3 separate regions of the Mus musculus genome follow, and all the other regions are linked to region 1. Evidence: chromatin contacts called from ENCODE POLR2A ChIA-PET data. All regions are on one chromosome and are shown on one strand. The core of a region is the stretch at or near the end of the contact, and the rest is flanking DNA. Distances in the headings are between cores, read along the strand shown. Region 1 holds the start of Vkorc1l1 (vitamin K epoxide reductase complex, subunit 1-like 1). Region 2 holds the start of Sumf2 (sulfatase modifying factor 2). Region 3 holds the start of Asl (argininosuccinate lyase).

What was found. ChIA-PET counts read pairs that join two places held with the same protein, here RNA polymerase II (POLR2A).
Region 2: POLR2A ChIA-PET joins it to region 1 with 13 read pairs in Patski. The contact joins the promoter of Sumf2 here to the promoter of Vkorc1l1 in region 1. POLR2A ChIA-PET finds 5 or more read pairs at or near these places in 2 of 5 experiments (Patski and embryonic stem cell).
Region 3: POLR2A ChIA-PET joins it to region 1 with 11 read pairs in Patski. The contact joins the promoter of Asl here to the promoter of Vkorc1l1 in region 1. POLR2A ChIA-PET finds 5 or more read pairs at or near these places in 2 of 5 experiments (Patski and embryonic stem cell).

The regions. Positions count from the first base shown.
Region 1 is chr5:129,939,745-129,944,427 of GRCm38, forward strand. Vkorc1l1 (vitamin K epoxide reductase complex, subunit 1-like 1) reads left to right here and starts at 2,365. Exons shown (of 3, transcript NM_027121.4): 1 at 2,365-2,621. The coding sequence starts at 2,428.
Region 2 is chr5:129,845,051-129,849,733 of GRCm38, forward strand. Sumf2 (sulfatase modifying factor 2) reads left to right here and starts at 1,940. Exons shown (of 9, transcript NM_026445.2): 1 at 1,940-2,036. The coding sequence starts at 1,946. It overlaps Cct6a (chaperonin containing Tcp1, subunit 6a (zeta)), which reads left to right. Exons shown (of 13, transcript NM_009838.2): 11 at 1-22; 12 at 533-605; 13 at 698-1,393. The coding sequence ends at 770.
Region 3 is chr5:130,022,493-130,027,175 of GRCm38, forward strand. It overlaps Asl (argininosuccinate lyase), which reads right to left and starts at 1,889. Exons shown (of 17, transcript NM_133768.5): 1 at 1,802-1,889; 2 at 1,550-1,604. The coding sequence starts at 1,561. Gm40334 (a long non-coding RNA gene) reads right to left here. Exons shown (of 3, transcript XR_868562.1): 2 at 3,305-3,530; 3 at 2,636-2,702.

The DNA of each region.
Region 1 (4,683 bases), core at 1,115-3,614:
GTGTGTGTGTGTGTGTGTGTGTGAGAGAGAGAGAGAGACAGAGACAGAGACAGAGACAGAGACAGAGAGAGATGCACATATGTGTCTGGGCCATGGAGGTCGGAAGAGGTCATTGGATCCCTCAGAGCTTCAGTCATAGGCATTTATGGGTGCTTGTCTTGAGGCGCAGATGACACCACCTGGTGCGACGACCTTCTAAGTAACAGAATGTATGAAAGTCATAGGCTATCGTTTCTGATCACGGAATAACAAAAGACTCAAGCTGGAGAGATGGCTCGGTAAAAATGCTTGCTGCCTCAGTGTGAGGACCTAAGTTCAAATCTTTGGCTCCTCCTATTTAATGTGGTTGTCTGTGGCTGTCCTTACTTGTAACTCTTGCACTGGAGGCAGAGACAGATGGATCCTCCGTACTTGGCCAGCCAGCCTAGCTAAGCAAACCACAGATTCCAGATTCAGTGAGATACTCTGTCTCAAGGAGGTAAGTCAGGGACGATTATAGTCAGCGATTTTTTTTTTGTACCCACACATATGTGAACACACACACAAATCAATAATGTCCTTTTTAGAGACTCTGACCCCATCTCTTCCCTCTCTCTCCTTTTTTGGAGGTTTAACCTAGAGCTTTACATGTATTAGTCAAGTATTCTACTGTTGAGCTAAAACTTGTTTTCTTCAACCCCTTACTTTGGGTGGGTGGGATGGAAGCCAGCTGTGTTTTCTGGAGGTGTAAATTGGAGCTGTTGTTACTGCCCAGGGAGGACCTGCAGCCTTCTCACTGCCATAGGAGAGAACCTGAAAGAGGACTCTCAGGGTTTGAGATGACTACAGCCATGCCTCACATCTTAATTTGATCCAAGGTAGAGAGGAAGAGAAAGAGAGAGGGAAAGGTGGAGAGACTGAGCCGGAAGATTCCTGACGCAGAGAAAATGAAAAAAAAAAAACCCCAAACAAAACAAACAGACACCCAGTTTATTAGCTTGCTTAAAGCTGCAAAAAATTGGGGTGATTTGTTATCCAACATTGTATAATTAATTGAAGAACATTACTTATTAATCAAAATCACTAGGTGATGCCCCCAAAGCCTAAGAGCTGCATTGAAGCAAAAGCTAGCAATCTCCATCAACAGCTTGTTTCTTTGTAGACACAGATATCCTTACATGGGTTTTCCTGTCCAGTTTTGACAGCAAGGAAGCTCAGAATCAGTTATGGCTCAATTTTAACAATTTTGCAAGCCTCTATGACCTCCTCACGTTTCGTTTTCTTCTGATTTCCCTTTTTCCAAGTTTTTGAGCTTTTTTTTTAAAGTTCATTTTTATCCTTTTAGTATGGATTATGTTAAAGCCACATCAAATCCAAATTATAGAGAAGTATTCATGAACCCATTTAAAAATAGGTTTTTTTAAATGTAAAAATAGTTTTGCGCATTTAAGAAAAAAGTTTCTCACATGTTGAACACAAGACGCCTGGAGGTGGTGCCTGGGGAAGATCATGTCACACAAACGTGTCTCTGGAGCTCTGGAGCCATTGGTCAGGGACAATTTGGATTGGATAAGAAATATCAAGTGATAACGACGGAAATGTGTGTGTGTGCAGAAAGGCAACTGATTGCTACCAGGAGCCAAGGGCTTGCCCAGTCAAGCATTGTAGTAGTATCTTTGAAATCGATCCCTTGTAACAGACCCTAAGATTAAGCCAAACCACCTCTCGCCTCACCCCTTTCCTAGGCCACACCCCTCATCCTTCCTGGTCACGCCCCTGCCCCATCCAGCACACCAGAGTTTTTGCGCTCCGCCCCTTCCCTTCGCTCCCGCCCCACCTTGTTCCGCCTCCCTTCTGACCGCGCCCTCCAGTGTAACGAACCCCATTTCTCAGCACCACCCTTCACTTGCGCCACGCAACCCTGGCTGCTTACAACCTCCGCCTCTTCCCCGCCCGCGCGCGGTTTTCCCACCCGCCCCTTTAAAATCAAACCACGCCCACCGTCAGCCACGCCCTCCGCATGCGCCGCACCACCTCCCCGCTGTTGCGCGCTCCGCCTCCTCCCTCCACACTTATGAGCGGCTTTCTCGCTCCGCCCCAATTCTGGTCAAGCTCCGCCCCTCCTCAAGCCCTTCCCTCTTTCAGACCCCGCCCTCCGCATGCGCCGCACCGCCTCCCTGGCGGTTGCGCGCTCCGCCCCTCCCTCTGTGTCCGCGCGCGCCTTCCCCGCCCAGTCCGCCTCACTCCTCTCGGGGCGGTTGGGCCGCGCGCCTGTGGGGGCGGGGCCCGGAGGAGGCGACCGAGCCAATGGGGCGCGGCGGTGGTGGCGGCGGCGGCGGCGGCGGCGGAGGCGGTGGCGGCAGCGGCGGCGGCTGGGTCGGGCCCCGACGGGCGGCGGCGTCTGAGGTGGAGGCGGAGGGAGGCGGCGGCGGCGGCGGAGGGGGGAAGATGGCGGCGCCCGTCCTGCTGAGAGTGTCGGTGCCGCGTTGGGAACGGGTGGCCCGGTATGCAGTGTGCGCCGCCGGGATCCTGCTCTCCATCTACGCCTACCACGTGGAGCGGGAGAAGGAGAGGGACCCGGAGCACCGGGCCCTCTGCGACCTGGGGCCCTGGGTGAAGTGCTCCGCCGCCCTGGCCTCCAGGTAGCCCGGCTTGAGTGAGGGGAGCGCGACGCGGGCGGCGGCGGGGGGCGGGGAGCGCGCGGGGAGCTCCGGCCTGAGAGAGCGGGGCCCGGGCCGCGACCCGGACGGCGGTGACCGGGGGGCGGCGGCTGAGGGCAGGCCTCCGGGATGAGGTGGCACAGTGCAGCCGGGAGGGCGCGGGCGCGTCCTGGCCGGTGTGACTTTTCTCCCTGTTGTCGCCGAGAGAGGCGTGTGAAGACCCCCGATGCAGAGATCGGCGAAGCCAGCATTCATCCCCGGGGTCTTGGGACCTCTGCTACCCCGGGGCTATATGTCCGGTGGCTTTTATCACTATCCTCTGGGTTGTTCGGGACAGGTGTTTTCGGTGCTCAGGCCTCTTTGTACTCAGAGTTAAGGAGAATTGGCAGCCTTCTGGAGGCGACAGTGACATTTGCGGGTAGACACGCATTTGACCCTACTCTGGAAGAGGAAGGTACCAGCACTTAACCCTATCTGATTTCTTGGATTTTTCTCCCTTGTGTATTTCACGAAGTGTGCCCAGCAGGGGGAAAATGGCCAGAGTTCGGGTCTACTTTAAGTTTAGAGTAAACGATGAGTACCTTGTGTATAGTGATATTTTAGGTACTACGATGACTGTTATTTTATGAAAGGATCTGAGTTGTGACCCACACTGGCCTGAAACTCATCGGACTATAACCTCTACAGCTATTCCCCTGCCTCAGTCTTTTGAGTAGGGAAATACAAGCATGCACCACCGTGGGTGACTTAGAATGACTTTTACATGTTGCTGATTAGTATTAGCGGAATAATCCGCAAGAGATTAGATTTACGAAACTTTGCTAAGCAGGTTTATTTAAACAATTTTTTGTTTCTTGAAAATACCATCGATTTTTTTTCCTGTTAACATTTTATGTAGTGTGCTAGCTTTTTTTCTTAGAAAAAAGTATTTTACACTTTTAAAAAAGGCTTTTTAAAAAACTGATAGCAGTCATCAAAACCAGCAAAAGTGAAAAGAATTATTGCAGAATAGATAGTTTGACATTTTAATAGAGAGTCCTACCCCTAATATTTTGATGTTTGTTAACAGTGCTTAACATTTCACTACATTCCCTCCTTTTGATAAATGCTAGGGAGACACAAATGTATATAGCTCACTAGTTTATTTTGCCCTCCATATTGGTGGAGGAGTATTTGAAGAAGCTAGGGTTGGAGTTTCTTATCTGCAAACTTAAGGCTGTTGATCTTTCCCACTTAGCCCTTTTCATAGACCAGCTAGGCTAGGCTAGCTCGTGCTTATAAGTGGAATTCCTGTAACTTTTTAGTAGAAAAATGGTTGTCATTATGGCCTCATTAAGCAGTTTTGTTTTTTTTTTTTAAATGCATTGAGTTTATAGTGCAGAATGTATCTGTGATGAAGAGCCCTCAGGAGTTTTATTTGCATCCAGGTTGAGGCCTCCTAGACTTTCTTTTAGACTAGACACCTTGAGAACCACTAAGTGTATCGTGCTTCTATTGCACATATTTATGTTGGGAGTGGGGTAGCACACACACTTATGGAGGTCATTGGACAACATGTGGGAGTCAGTTTCCCACCAGATGGGTCCTAGGGATTGAACTCAGGTCATCAGGCTTGCTGGCAAGCATCTTTACCAGCTGAGTCCTCTCACTGAGCCCACCAAGTATATTTTATGCACACATTCACATTTTTAAATGTTCTTTGCACCTTTGGAAAGGATTTTTTTTTTTTTTTCTTTTTGAGACAGGGTTTCTCTGTATAGCCCTGGCTGTCCTGGAACTCACTCTGTAGACCAGGCTGGCCTTGAACTCAGAAATCCGCCTGCCTCTGCCTCCTAAGTGCTGGGATTAAAGGTGTGCGCCACCACCGCCCGGCTTTGGAAAGAATTTTTAAACTTAAGTTTTTAACACCCCAAATTGAATGAATGAATGCAGAATAAAAAAAAGCATGCAGGAGCATATTTCAAATACTTAGAAACCATGAAATAAAAATGACTGGATAGGTTAATATGAAATATATTTATAATTATTACCAACTTTAGAATTT
Region 2 (4,683 bases), core at 690-3,189, 95 kb before region 1:
GTAGGTGTGGATCTGAGCACAGGTGAGAATATTGCAGCTTGGTTGTGAGGTAAACCTAGGTGGGGGAAGATGGGTGACAGGAGGATCTTGGTACCAGTGCTGTGGGAAAAGCAGAAAGCTTATGTGAGTAACCTAATAGAAGACATTTGGGAATGAGAGAAGTCAAAAGTGCATGTGTTGTGCGTCAACAGCAGTGTGTCCTGAGCAGAGTGTGCAGCAGTCTGCTAAGCAGTGAGCACTGACTGTAAGGCATTGCTAAGAGTGTTTGGAGAAGTCTTGGTTACTAATGGAAGAGTACTGTTCCTTTGTATTTAAAGTCCCTGAGGTTGACCTGATGCAGCCTGTGATCCTTTCAGAACTGAGGCAACAGGACCGCAGCCTGGATGCTGTCTTGCGCTGTAGTATAGAAAATTCTTATCTTTTGAAAAGGAAAAAAAAATATGGTCTCAATTGGCCCATGTTTTCTGTTTTAGAATTGGTAGGGTTCATAAAATATATGAAAAAAGCCTTTGGTGCTCTTGGTTATTTGCAGGTGAGCCGATGGTGGCTGCAGAGATGGGTGTGTGGGATAACTACTGTGTGAAGAAGCAGCTGCTACACTCCTGGTGAGTGTACACGATCATGGCGGCTCGCGGGCGGGCGGCAGACACAGCAGTTTGGGTTGATAGCTCATCTGTCCTCTCTTCCTCCTTTTCAGTACTGTGATCGCCACCAACATTCTCCTGGTCGACGAGATCATGCGAGCTGGGATGTCCTCTCTGAAGGGTTGAGGCCTGCCTGTGATACTACAGGATGTTGGGGGGAATGGTTATTTTTGTCCAAGCTTCAAGTGATTTGGAAAAAAATTTTCTCTTCCTGATTGGAGAAAAGAAACGGGACATTTGACACCTATTCAAATTATACTGTAAAATTTTATTTTATTTTTGCCTTGAGTATCTGAAGACACTCAAAGCAGCTCTTTTTCAACCCACTGAACAAGATGTTTTAGCTACACCGATACAAAAATTACATAAGATAAGCATGTTGTCTACCCTTGTTCCGTAAGTGTTCTTTGAAAGTTTGTAATGGTTTTCTCCTAAATAAGGCATGGTGACACATGCCTGTAAGCCTAGCCCTTTGGAAATAGTCCGGAATTTCTATGCCAACTCAGGCTACAGGAGACCCCAGGTCGAAAGAATAATTTGTTGTGGATGTATTTGAAATTATCCAGCCAACTCCCTGTTAAACATGTAAGATCCTTGCCAGTGTAAAACACATCTGGGTAATTTATGGGTTTCATAATGTCTAATAAATACTTAAAGAGTGAAGCTACTGGATCATTCACACTTGAAATGACTGAAAATGCTTCAGAAAAGCTAATAAAGCCAAGTTACTCCGTGGAGGCTGGAAGGTCAGAACTCTGCCACCCAACTTCCAGACATGGGAACACAAGAGGCTGAGAGAGTTACACATTTAACAGCCAAAAGGACGGTTGTTGAAGAATAAGGGTTTGGGTGAAACAAGATTTTTTAGGCTATTTTCTATCTTGGTTTTGCATCATACCTGTAACAGCTTATCTCTTTGGTTTTCATGTACTTGATTTTATGTGTGATACTTGGGGAGAGGGGCTGGCTCCGTATTCCACAGTGAGTGAGTGAACAGCTCAACTGAATAGAGGAAAATATCTGGGTGGAGAGTTGGCTCAGCTACGTACTACTGGTTCTCACAGACAGGCAGTTAGTGCCCAGCACCGTGGGCAACTTCTAGCCAGCTGAGACTGCAGCACATTGGACCTGCAAGGGTGTTAACATCACACAAAAGCAGTCAGATAAAATCAGAGTAGGATGGGTGTGGGCCTGTGTTCATTCATGGGCGGGCCTGACAGGCAAGCTCCCAAGGAGCGCCCTGCCATTGGTCACTGAGTCAGTGCGAGTGCGCAGGCGCGAAGAAGCGCCCGAGCAGACGCATGCGCTCTGAGTTCTGGTTCCCCAGCATGGGTTCCTTGCTCCCTCCGGTGTTGCTGCTGTGGCTCCTGTCCTGCCCCAGGCTTCAGCTAGGTCAGTGTGTGGCTCTGTGCCTATATCACCCTTATCCTTGAACACCTGAAAGTGACTGTATCCTGCGCTCTAGATGCTACCCTAACCTCGGAGGGGGTTTGCAGGGTCTCGGGCTACTTGCTGGGGCTGGCCATCATGAAACTGCACTTTTTCTTTTTTTTTTTCTTTTTTTGAAGCAGGGTCTCTTCTGGTATTCAGCCCTGTCTGGGGCGTTGGGAGTAAGGCATTCTGATTTTCCTTTTCTCCATTTCCATGTCTTGAGCTGGTGCACTCGTGTGACTCGTAGCTTTTATTTGTAGAAAGCTTTGAAAGTTAAAGATACGCTTAAGTCACATACATAGTAATCGGATACTCAAAATGTTGTTTAAATGCACCTTTTATCTCTAGTTACTTTTGGATTCAGTTTTTCTTAGGATATTTTATGTGTATGAGTGTTTTGCAACCTCGTATATAGGTGCACCACGAGGGTGTCTGGTGCCGGCGGAGGTCAGGTTGGATCCCTACAACAGAAGAAACATGGTTATAAACCACTGCTTGGGTGCTGGAGACTGAAAACGGAGCGTCTTCGAGAGCAACAGGAGCTCTTATATACTAATATCCTATTTTATTTTATACTTGAGGCAGAGGCTCAACTATGTCGCCTTGTCTGGCCTGGAACATAGACCAGGCTAACCTCAAATTCATAGAGATTCAAGCACTCTCTCAGCTAAGCTACGGCGCAGAGGCCCCTTGTTTAGGGGTTTGGTTTTTTTTTTTGGGGGGGGGTGAGGGTGGGTTATTTATTTATTTAATTATTTATTTATTTATTTTGGTATAAAGGTCTTGACTGTGTAGCCCTAGCTTGTCTTGAGCTTGTGATCTCCAGCGACAGCTTCTTTAGAATTGGGATTATAAGGCATAAAATATGGTCTTAGATTGTAGTTTGTTATGTGACAGAATCTCACTATGTAGACCAGGCTGGCCTCAAATCACAAAGATCCATCAGTTTCTGCCTCTGTATGCTGGGGCTTAGAGGTGTCCACTTTTTATGTATGTGTTTGTGTGCCGTGAGTGTACAGATACTGGCAAAGGACAGAAGATTTAACCTGGTCCTTAAAAAAAATTTAATTTTGGCTTTTAGAGACAGAGTTTCTCTGTGTATCCTTGGCTGTCCTGGACTCATTCTGTAGACCAGACAGGGCTCAAACTCAGAGAAATGCCTGCCTCTACCTTCCAAGTGCTGGGATTAAAGGGCCACCACTGCTCAACCCTAAAAATATTTTTTAAAATGTTAGTTTGTTAAATTACAATCAAACTACAGTTTATATTGCAGCTTGATATTTCATTCCCCTTTAATTTGAGATCTCCCTACTCACTCGGTTTTTTTTGCCCTCTCGGGATTATTCTTGAGATGGGTAGAATTGTATCAGAATGAGAAGAGGGTTAAATATAAGACCCTGAAAAGCAGGGTCTGGTTGCTTATACACCTTTAATCTCTTGAGAGGCAAAGGTAGGTAGATCTCTGTGACTGCCAAGCAAGGCTAGTCCATCTATATAGTGATTTCTTTTCAGGCCAGCCCAGGGTTGGAGTGGGGTGGGAGTAGGGTGACCTTGTCATCAAAAACTAAAATAAGGGAAAAAAGCAACTAATTTTAAAATGAGAAGCTAGGGTCGAGCACCACATAGCATATGTGAGACCCTGGTTTCAATTCCCTGTGACACACACATCAAGTTCTTGAGCCTGGGGCACAGTGCCACATGCCTGCAATCTTAGCATTGGTGAGGCAGAGATGGGAGGGTCCCTGGGGTGAAGGAGCTGTAGAATTGTTTGGGTTGTTTTTTTGTTTTGTTTTGTTTTGTTTTTAAATCAGAAAGATTGCCATGCAGAAAAACCCTATCTCACACAAAAATAAAAAAGTAATATGCACATAAATTATGGGTGTGATTCATTTGTACAGTGCTTGCTTAATGTGAAACCTGATTTCCATCCCCAGCATCACATGAACTGGGCCAAGTGGTACACACCTACCTGTTCCCTGTCATCAGGAAGTCAGCATCATCCTTGGATACCTAGTTCTAAGCTGGCCTGGGCTGCATGAGCCTTCATCTCAAAAATAAAACAGTAAAGTGTTCAACAGTACAAAGGGAGAGGGAAAGAAACAGCATGAAGTGTGAGTGGTGTAGTGGCTTACGTACTAATCCCAGCACTTGGGAGGCAGAGGCAAGCTGATGTCTGTGAGTTCAAGGCCAGCCTGAACTATATAGTAAGACCCTGTCTCCAAAGGTCAGAGCGGGTGGTAGAGGGAGTGTGGGTGAAAAATGTACATGTATTTGAAGTTACAGTTTCTAAATTGACCTAGCTGAGGCAAGAGAGGTATGTAAGTAATCAAGTATGGTCTGGAGAGGTGACTCGGCAGTTAAGAGCACTTGTTGTTCCTGTAGGACGAGGACCTAGGCTTGGTTCCCAGCACCCACATGGCAGCTTGCATCTGTCTTGTTCCAGATGACTCAGTGCCCTCTTCTGGCCTCTGTGGGTACCAGGCATACTCACTCACGGTAGATACACACTCATAAAATAAACATGTTTAGAAAGCAAAGAGTTGCCAGGCAATAGTGGCGCACGCCTTTAATCCCAGCACTTGGGAGTCAGAGGCAGGCAGATTTCTGA
Region 3 (4,683 bases), core at 639-3,138, 82 kb after region 1:
AGGAACTAAGAGGTCAAGGACCCTGGTGTACAAATCACATCTGTTTGGCTCCAAAGTCCAGCCCTTGTTCCTGACCCTCCGCATGACCCAGCAGCTAAGCAGATCAGGCCGTCGTAACTCAAGTGAGTTAAATCTTTAATCGGAATGATGAGCTACGAGGAAGGAGGTGAGTTGCCAGCTAACGAAGACCAGAAGGGACCACACATGCAGGCATCTGCTTCCCTACAGCCTCCATTCCCTAAGAGTTCAGAGCTATGACTCTGAGATCCATTCCTTACAGGTGAAGCCCAATAGCTGTCATCATTCCATTTACCAGCTAAACCAACCAAGCCCACGGGAGACCTATATCTTGCACACCTTTCACTAAATAGGAAGACAAGCCAGGGATTCCTGGCCCAGAGGAGAGGACAGCGACACCCTAGGGAGTCACTGGGGCCACGGAGAGAGGTCCCTCCCTCCTGGCCGGTTCTATATGATGGACCTCAAGGACAATTTAGGGACTCAAGTTTTCCTATACATGGGAACAAGCGAATAGGAGGAGAGAGTTATCCTATTGGGTGGGGCCTGACAAGAGGATGTGGGGTGAAAAGCGGTATGTAAGGAAGATGAGGTAGCTAACTGGGTAAAGGCCCTTGCTGCCAAGCCTGTTGAAAAGAGAATCCACTCCCACATTTTGTCCTCTGATCACCACATGTATGAGAGCTCACATGGACATACTTATGTACGAACAAACAATGCTAAAAAAAAAAAAAAAAAAAAAAAAAAGTGGAAAGCTTTCATGTGGTAGGTCACACCCGGAATCTGAACACTCAGCAGGTGGATGCAGGTGACTTGTCAGACGCTTAAGGCCAGTCTGAGTAGAGGTGAATTCCAGTCTAGCCTGGGCTAAAAGTTAGCCACTGTCTCAAAGAAAGAAAAACAGGGGCTGGAGAGCCGGGCTCAGCCAGTAAGAGCATGGAGGTTTGGTCTTCACCCACATGGTGGCTCTCAAACATCTGTAACTCCATTCCTTTAGATCCCACATAGGGAGTAGCCAGCCCCGGGGTTCACAGACGTCTATACATGCAGGCAAAACATCCATACAAATATACATTTTAAAATAATTCTTTAAAAAGGGAAAACGCAGGGCTCAGTGGCTCATACCTTTAATCCCAGCGCTCTGGGAGGCAGAAGCAGGTGGATCTCTGAGGTCGAGGCCAGCCTGGTCTACAGAGCGAGTTCCAGGATTACACATGGGAACCCTGTCTCAAAAAACAAACGAGAAAAAAAAAAAAAACTACAAAACAACAACAACAAAAACAAAAAAAAACGGGGAAAACCGCCCGACATAGTGGCCAATAGTGAGATCATTACATAAGCCACTAGGTGGCGCTGGATGGGCAGATAACGACGCGGACATCCCTGAGTCTACGTGAAGCCAGTCTTTGGAAGTGTGGTCGGGAATTTCAGGATCACTGCAGGTCTGTGTGGCAGGAGATGGCCCCCATACGCGGTTAAACCCGACTGGTTCCTCCCCGCTCCTTTGCAAGGTCCCCTCAGTCCTACACACCTCTGATGCCATGTTGGGCGGTTCCTCCTCCTCCTGGAGCTTCTGTCTTACGAATCTGGAAGACAAGACCACACTGACCAACTCGGCTCGGGAGGTCTACGGGGCAGGGACGGAGTTGGGACACCTGCTCGGCTTGCAGGACGTGGGCAGCACTCAGCAAGCGCACCACAGACTTCGCGTTCCTTCTTGTTTGTTCCCTCTGTCCCACGTTCCCTGGACCTAGTGGATCAAGACACTCAGGGACCAGGTTACCTTCTGGTCTCTCCTGGCTTTTTCTGGTCCGGATGGCGTCCGCTGCCCCTCTGTCTTGTCCCCGCCTCCTGGAAGAGTAGAGCCAATTGGGAGAGGTGGGTGTGACTCATCAATCACGCTTATGGGCGGGACCACCTCTGGCTAAGCTACTAGCAGCAGGAAGAGGTGATTTCCAGGGAGTCAGCACTAGTTGTACTGAGGTTCAAGCACACAAAACCTTTGCTGAGGTGAAGACAGACGACAGGTTTGTCATCCCTGCAGCACCCGGGAGGCTGAGGCAGGAAGATTGCTGGAGGTTCCAGGCCTGGGTTGCAGATGAACCTGTTTCAAAACCGTTTCAGCACTTGGGAGGCAGAGGCCGGCCGGGGTGGGGAGTGGGGGGTAGGGGTAGGGGGCTTGGGGGTGGGCAACAGGGACTAAAGAGTGAGACCTTGTCTTAAAGTAGGGGGCAGAGGTAAATCATGCTAAATCAGGTATGGTTTTGTATGCCGGTTATACCAGTACTCTGGAGGCTGAGGCAAAAGGCTTGCTTCAGGTTCCAGGCCAATACAGACTACTAATGAAGCATGGTGGTATACGCCAGTAGTCCTGGCTTTCGGGAGATTGATGGAGGAGGGTCAGAAGTTCTAGGTCATCCTGAGCTGCATAAGCCAGCTCAAGGTAGCCTGGGTTATGGAATTAAAAAAAAAAAAAAAAAAAGAAAGAAAAAAAAAGGCTGGCAGTCAGGCTGTGGAAAGATATCTGCTAAATGCTAAGTTACCTGTGATAACTGTTAGCACATACCTGCGATCGCAGCAGTCGGGAGCCTGAGGTAGGAATGTCAAGACTTTGAATCCAGGGCTTAGAGAGATGGCTCAGCACAAGAGCTAGCCTTGAAAGGTTGGCCAGCTGAGTTCGATCCCTGGAAATCATATAGAAGGTCGGCTGTGGGACTCATCTGTGGTCTCAGTATTTCTACTCAAGACGGGCGAGAAGACTAGAGGAATGTGGGGGCCAGCTAGTCTGGAACTTGGAGCAGTGACAAATATAAGAGAGGCCCTGCCTCAATAAGGGGAAAGGCAAGAATGGACCCCAAAGGGTTGTTCTCCAACCTCTACACATGTTCTGTGGCAAGTGGTGCACACCTCCCCTCCCCCACCCCCAAATAAATGCCTACCTAAAGAAAAGATGGATCCAGTGAGGTGCCTCAATGGGTAAAGGTGCTTATTGTCAAATCTTACAATCTGATTTTGATCCCAGGACCCACATAGTGGAAAGAGAGAATGACTTCACCAAATTGTCCTCTACACTCTATGCATATGCATGATACATACACATGCATGCATACTACATACATAAATGTACAAAAAAAAAGGACAAACCTCCCCCCCAAAGTTGGGATGTAGTCCAGTTGGTATTCTTTAGAGAGTCTAGAAAGGGATTCTAACGGGCAATTGAGGGTTAAAACTCAGGGCTTCCTTCAGTCTATCACGTTCATTCTCAAAGCAGGAGGTCTGGGCTTACCTTGAATCAGCACAAGAACATGGCTGGAAGAGTGGGCAGCGGCCACTGTGGAGACCAGGTGTGTCATGATAGACCTCCAATCATGGAGGATGCGTGTATGTATGTGCATTATGTATGTGCCTGATACCAGTGGCAGTCAGAGGAGCACGTGGGCATCCATGGAACTGGAGTTACAGACGACAGTGAGCCTCTGTATTCGGCAAGCTGGAAACTGAAACTGGATTCTCTGCAAGAGCAACACATCCTCTTAACCCCGGAGCCATCCCTACAGCCCCTTATGGACTATGGACGTTTTTAATCACCAACAGACCAGAGATGCTAGAGATAGCCAAGATGGGACTGGGAACATTCGAGGAGCATGCTCAGTAGTTGCTAGAATGTCTGTATCACACAATGCAGGACTTTAATCAAACTTCCATGCCTTGTGTAGAAACAAGTTTTCAAAATCATGCCAAATAGACCTAGATTATAGTAAGTGCTTAAGAGTTCTGGTATGGTTGGGCGTGGTGGCGCATGCCTTTAATCCCAGCACTTGGGAGGCAGAGGCAGACAGATTTCTGAGTTCTTAGTTCAAGGCCAGCCTGGTCTACAGAGTGAGTTCCAGGACAGCCAGGGCTACACAGAGAAACCCTGTCTTGAAAAACCAAAAAAAAAAAAAAAAGAGTTCTGGAATGGCTCAGAAATAGAGCACTCGCTTAGAATCTATGAAATGAGAAGGGCATGGCTCAGCACTGGACACTCGTCTAGAATCACCCAGGGAGGATTTGGAGTTTGGCTTGGCATTAGAGTGCCTGTCAAAAGAAGCTGGTGGCATGTCTCAGAGTAGAGCCCTCTCAGAGCAAGAGGGAGTCTTAGTTCACTCTCACCCTGTGAGCGTCAGCCTAGGAAACCTCAAGCTCTGGTTTGTATCCAAAGAGCAGAGAAAGTTTAGGAAACCTTAGGAGAAGCCTTGGGATACAGTTGGTCGAGTGCTTGCTTAGCATGCATGAAGCTCAGGGCTTGAATCTTAATCCTGCTTAAAGCTAGCATAGTGGTTCATGCCTGGGATCTCAGCTGTCAGGGGGTGGAAGCTGGGTCAGGAGTTTCAGATCTATTCAGGTTTATCCTCACTTGCATAGGTGAGTTCATGGTGGGACTAGGCTATATGAGATCCTGTGTCAAATAACTGAAACAAATGAAAAATATTTAGGAGAGTTAACTAGAGCTCTCTCTCTCTCTCTCTCTCTTGGTTTTTCAAGACAAACCAAAGAGAGACTGGTTCCAAGGGCTGGAGGTGACATGTGTGTGCCAAGACACCTGGCAATATCTTGAATTCTAACATATTGTAGGCACTGTGTTAAATATTTTATATGGATAGCCTTTTTAAGTTCTCATGGAGC